2 separate regions of the Homo sapiens genome follow, and region 1 is linked to region 2. Evidence: chromatin loops called from intact Hi-C (ENCODE). Cell type or tissue: right lobe of liver. All regions are shown on one strand. Each heading gives the region's core, and the rest is flanking DNA. Links, peaks and the distances in the headings are about the cores only.

Region 1 (2,803 bases), core at 252-2,751, 50 kb before region 2:
TAGGCTCCCTGACTACAGCATGGTGATGAGGGGATTGAGCCAGAAGCCTGGGTATGATGCTTGGCTGGGCTACCTCCTGGCTGGGCACCCCAGCTGGGCCTCAGGCACGCCTTCTTTCACAGGGGTTGTAGGAGTGGATGATATAGGTTGTCACCATCAACAGCATCCTGGCCCCAACTTCTGGGTGCTGCTGCCCACCCTGCCCTGACCCCTTTCCCATTCTCAGAACTGGTCTTCTGGCTTTTGGATCTCAGGGAGTGCCTCCCTGTAGCTCTGACCCAATCCTGGCAAAGATGGGTGCAGGCTTCCTAAAGGACCGGTGTGTGGAGCACAGTGCTGACCCCACCCAGCCCTCCCCTCTTCCCCTCTTGTGGCCCCTGCAGGATTCAGAGATACGTACATCTCCTGCTGGGCTGCCTGCCTGCCTGCCTGCCTGCCTCCCTGCCTGCCTGCCTTAGGTTAGGTGTGTCCTGCCTCCCCGCCTGTGGTTGCCAGGTGGGGGTCGTCCTGCGCCAGTGCTTTCCCCTGACCACTAAGCCACAGGCCAGGACACAGACGGCCACACACACCCAGGGACCCACCCTGCCAAGCAGAGGGGATGGCCACTGCCCAGGAGCTGTGCCCACTTTTATTTTTGTTTTTTTGAGGTAATCTACCTTCCCATCCCTGCAACTTCTATTTCGAGAAGTTTTAAACCTCTGGAGAAGCTGCAGTCATCAGTATGCAATGTGTGTGTTTCCTCTGTGCACCCTCACACGCCCAAGGCTCCACACTCCCCAGCAGCTGTGACTTGGGGGGGTCCTTGTGGGGCACCCTACAAATGCAGGTCTTCCCTACCACTGCTGAGCTTTGGACCCAGGAGGGACCCCCTGAGTTTCAGCTGAACTCAGCCTCGCAGGGCTGTTTTCTTCCCGAAAATGCTGGTCTCACCACAGAGCATCTTCAGGAAGTAACAGGTGTTTGTTGTGCCTAAATTATGCCGGCCATCAGGAGGCGTTTGCCCACTCTTAGTGTCCACACTCCCTTTTGAGTTTGTTCAGACCATTGTGGTGGAAATCCAAGGGGCACGTGGAGCCCTTGGCACTGATTGGAATAGCCGTGCACAAGCCAGTCCTAGGGTTTTGATCTGGGCATTTGTTTGTATGGCCTGTTTTTCTCTGGAAGCACAGGGACACGGTCCTGGTTCTCTGTCTGCTCCTCCTTCTCTGATGGGGAGAAAGGCTTTCGCTCTCTGCTCAGTCCTGGGGTTGGCAGCTGACCCGTGTCGTGTAGCCTCAGGGCATGGCTGGCAGTGAGCAGAGTTCCTGTTGCAGTGACGCTGGCACAGCTGTCAGTGTGCCCAGCCACACTGTGCCACGTGTTTGCACGTGTGCCCTGGTACATGGGGCCAGCTGGGGGAGCGGGGCCTCAGGCTGACCTGGGACGAGCCAGCTCGCTCCAGTTGGCTGGCCGTGTTCACGGTGCCCGTGGAGGGTCCTGTTTGCTGGTGTGTCTTGCCCTGCTTGCTCCTCCATTTATGTTTGTAGTGGTGGTGGGAACTCTGACGTCTGGAGCCCCTGGTGTATCCCCATCATCTCCCCAAGCAGTCACAGGTGGTTTCTGAGGTCTGGGCCCATTCACCTCGAGTTAGAGACTGAGGTTGAGAGCTCACTACTTCCTGAAAGTGAAAATTGGGTTCTGGGAGGTTTATGTCATGAGTTTAGGGCTGGATGAACCCCGGCGGACCCCTGCTAACTCTTGGGCGGAAGCCCCTCTGGACAGCTGCCCAACGCCCGTGTCCATGATGGGCCTGTCCCAGGGCAGCCCCGGTCTGTGAGGCCTTTGGTGTGCCCTGGGGCATGGGTGATGGGGATGGGAGGAAGGGAACTGGATTCAGGTCAGAGTGGGGGTTTACAGCAGGGTCAGGTCACCGTCTGACTCCGTGGTCTCAGATGAGGCATCGGCCCTCTCAGGACCTCGGGCGAGTTGAGTGTTTCTCAGTTCTTCAGTGGCTCCCTCCATGTCAGAGTGGGCCTGGCTGCAGTGAGTGGCAGCAGCTGCCCTTGGACACACAGGTTTCCAGGTTGGCGTCTGTGGGCACGGATGGAGCGCAGAGCAGAAATGCTCGGCGCCAAGGGTGTCCCACATCCTCCCACGGTGCGTGTGCTCCCTCAGCTGACGTGATTTGGGGAACACGGGCCGCTCTCGTTCTGTGGAGCTGGCCAAGCCCAGCTGTCATGCTGTGGCACATTTCACACCTTTGCGCTGCTGGATGGGGCTGGTTGTGCTCCAGGTGCTGTGGCTTCTCCAAACAGGTGTGCCTTGGGGCATAAGGCGTGGACAGGGCGTGGACCCAGGGGCCTCTTGGGCACAGCCGTGAGGCTGAGCAGTTGCTAGTCATGATCTTGCGAGAGCCTCCTGTTGAGTCAGGACTTGAGGAGACTGGAGACAGTGCTGCTGTCCCCGGTGGTGTGCGGACTGGAGGAGCCGTCCTGGAGGGTCTTCCCCTGCTGGGCCTGACTGAGCACGAGCAGGGGGCCTCCCCTGGGGCTCCCCGAGGAGGGCTGTGAGTGGGTGCTGGCCTCCCTTGCTTACACTTCGTTTCCTCTTCTCTCCTGCTGCCACCTTCCAGGGCTCATCCATTTTCACACTCCTTTAGGTAAGGCTGAGCCTGGACACACCTGTGGAAGACTTTTCTCTGAATTGGGGCAGGGTGGACTCCGGCAGGGCCCTTGGGCGGCTGTGCTAGTAGAGGGCAGTGAAAGTGGGATCACCCCTTCCAGGACAGCAGTGCCAGCCAGGTGGTTGCTGCATCTCAGGGAAC
Region 2 (2,803 bases), core at 20-2,519:
CAGCCTTTGCAATTTTTGTAGATGTAGCTTAGGACGTGAGTTATTTTTCCGCAGACTGGCCAAGAGCCAGGTTCTAAGCTTGGACCTAAGGTAGAAAGCTGCCCATCGGGGGCCCTAGCTCAGCCCCACCAGGCCCTCTGTTGGGCCTGCACACAGCTCTGTGGCTAGAACACTCCAAGGCCCTTCGGTACCCATCAGAGTGGGCCCCTTGCCAGGTGGCTTTTCAGTTACAGAGTCCAGTGGACCATTTTGTAGAACCATGCAGCTCCCTGCGGAAGGTGGGGTAGGGTGGGAAAGAGGAGCAGGTCTGGAGGTTTGTGGAACCCAGTCCCCTGCAGAATCTGTAAAACCTAATAAATCATGGTTGTGGCCATTCTCACGGTGGTGATTGTGATTAGACGACCCCCGGGAAGCCCAGACACTCGGGGCCTGGAGTTCCTCCCCCTGCCTGACCTAGAAGCAGAACCGTTTTCAGCGCTCTGCCCTGTTGGCTTTAAGGCTTTGTCTTAATTTAAGGAAAAAGATCCTCCCGGGTTTTATTTCTCTCTTTCTTGAGTGGACTGTTTCCCTATAATTAAAAGAGGTGGTGAGTCCTGGGGCAGCTTCCGCGCCTCCCTGTCCACGTGCTAACAGATCAGGACGCCCCCAGCACCCCTGCCTGCTTTTGCTGGTGGCAGTGACGGGACCCCGACTCCTCACTCTCGGGCCGCAGACAATGCTGTGAGCAAGTGTGGCCATGGGCACAGAATGTCCCTTTGGACGCCGCTGCTGGGGGCTGCCAGGGGCCCTCTGGGGTCGTGCTTTGAGGCCCGTCCGGTTCACGAGGGGGTCCGGGCAGCACTGACTGCTTCCGACCTGCAGGAGGCGTAGGAGCGGCCCTGCGGGCCCTTTCACGGCAGCTGCTGCTGTATAGATTTGTCTCCACTCAGTGACGTGGGATTTTTTTGTCTTCCTTTTGGCTTTATTTTTAAACTGCTTTAGATATTACTGCTCAGTGTTTGTGAACTTTCCTAGTTCTCTATGTTGTTAGTGCAGCCAGCACCCAGTGGGGACCTACTAGAAAAAGGAACTGGCATGCACACGTGCCCAGCAGGAAAAGCTTCGTCTTCACGTCGGCTGCTGCCATCCAGAAGAGGCCCTGGAGCCTCACGCCGTCGAGGCTGCTCTCAGGCGTTCTGTTCCGGGCGAGGCTTGTGCTGCAAGGAAGGGCACCAGCATGCAGGCTGCCACTGGAGGGTCCGGGTGCTGCGGGCAGAGTTCAGCGCTTGTCCACCCTCCCTTAGCTCTGACTCAGTGCATCCTACTGTGGGGACATCTCGTGAGGGGACACGAAATGACTGATCTCACCCTTTCCCAGTATTCAGAGCTGTGAACCCCTGTGGCGCAGGACTGGCCTGTGTCTGTTATTTTGGTTGTAAATCATTCTCCTGTGGAATTGGCAAAAGCTACATTTTTACTGTCCTTACCAGCAACAGTTTGCGTCGTCACATGCTGTGAGTGTGGGCTGTGGTGTGTCCGTGTGTGTACATATGTGTATATGTATATATCACGCAGCAGGAGTGTCATTCATGCTGCTGTCCCCTGGTGAAGTGACAAGTACAATTAAAGGTGGCTCTGAAATGGCCTCTGGTTTCTTGGGAGTCGGGCAGGGACCTGCAGGAGGCTTTCCCAGCAGGTGCACAGAAGGAAGCGCTGAGCCCACTGTGTGCAGAGGGTGTGTGCCCAGGGCACTGCCACGGCCCCCACCAGCATTGGCCTCTGCTCTGCAGGGTGGGGTGCCCATCCTGGGGGCTGTGTGTCATGCTCACCTGACCCAGGTGTGTGTCCCGGTGTGAAATCGAGGAGGGGACTGGAAGCCCTTCCCTGCCTTGAAACATGAAAGCTGATTTTCTGAGCAGCAGATACGGTCAGTGGCAAAGCTGCATCTGAAGGGCGGCCTGGGAAGGGGCCCTGTGCTGGCCCCGGGTCCGCCCCAGAGGAGTCCACACAGCACCACCTCCAGAAGGGGCTGGGCCCGGGGTCCTGCAGGCGGCACCTTTTGGTAGAGTTTGTTTCCCTGGAAAATGGGGAAAATGTTTCAAGCCAGGTGAGGGGGGAAGTTAACACTGAAATATGTATTGTTTTTAAAAATCAAATGCACACGCATGGAAGCTGCTTGTCCATGCACTGGTTTTGTCACTGGCGTCCTGGAATCCGACCGTGTTGGGGTGCAGGCGCTGTCAGACTCCGGCTGATCCTGGCTCGAGCACACACATCTAAGGGCCAGGCTGGTTCCGCATGGTGATCTCCGTCTTGTATGTCTGAATGTTGGCCTAAAATAAAGATTACTGTTGTAAAATAAATGTTTTCACTGCGGACCCCACGTATGTCTTACTCGCTAGTCCCGCAGATCCCTGGTTTTGGAGAGCAGCAGCTGATCTCAGCCCTCCACACCCCTTGCGGCTGGAACCTTGCTTCCCTCCTGCCTGGTCCAGATGTGGATAAATGCCCCCTCCTCTTGATTGTGTTTTCACCTCCGTTTTCTAAATACCAAGACTGGAGCAAAGAGGCCAAGCGTGGTGGCTCATGCCTATAATCCCAGCACTTTGGGAGGCCAGTGTGGGAGGATTGCTTTGAGCCCAGGAGTTCAAGACCAACCTGGGCAACAGTGAGATCGTGTCTCTACAAAAAAGAGTTTAAAATTATCTGGGTGTAGCCGTGCCTGAGGTCCCAGCTCGTCAGGAGGGAAATCACTTGAGCATGGGAAGTCCACGCTACAGTGAGCTGTGGTCACACCACCGAACTCCAGCCTGGGTGACAGAGG

The links. Peaks named below come from ENCODE experiments on the same cell type or tissue, not always from the same donor. Only the 100,000 strongest peaks of a DNase experiment are listed, where the experiment ranks them.
Region 1: a loop joins it to region 2, with 1.9 times the contacts of the local background. A loop is called at or near these places in 20 of 110 quality-filtered maps.

Annotation. Positions count from the first base shown.
Region 1 is chr20:63,883,405-63,886,207 of GRCh38, forward strand. The region is part of intron 5 of TPD52L2 (TPD52 like 2); the gene reads left to right. Among named protein-coding and RNA genes, the nearest start is that of DNAJC5, 10 kb to the right of the region's middle. In right lobe of liver, for the core only: no CTCF peak of the experiment used is centred there; a DNase peak (open chromatin) is centred at 1,317; H3K27ac peaks cover 625 bases.
Region 2 is chr20:63,933,670-63,936,472 of GRCh38, forward strand. DNAJC5 (DnaJ heat shock protein family (Hsp40) member C5) reads left to right here. Exons shown (of 5, transcript NM_025219.3): 5 at 1-2,342. Among named protein-coding and RNA genes, the nearest start is that of MIR1914, 6.5 kb to the right of the region's middle. In right lobe of liver, for the core only: no CTCF peak of the experiment used is centred there; no DNase peak of the experiment used is centred there.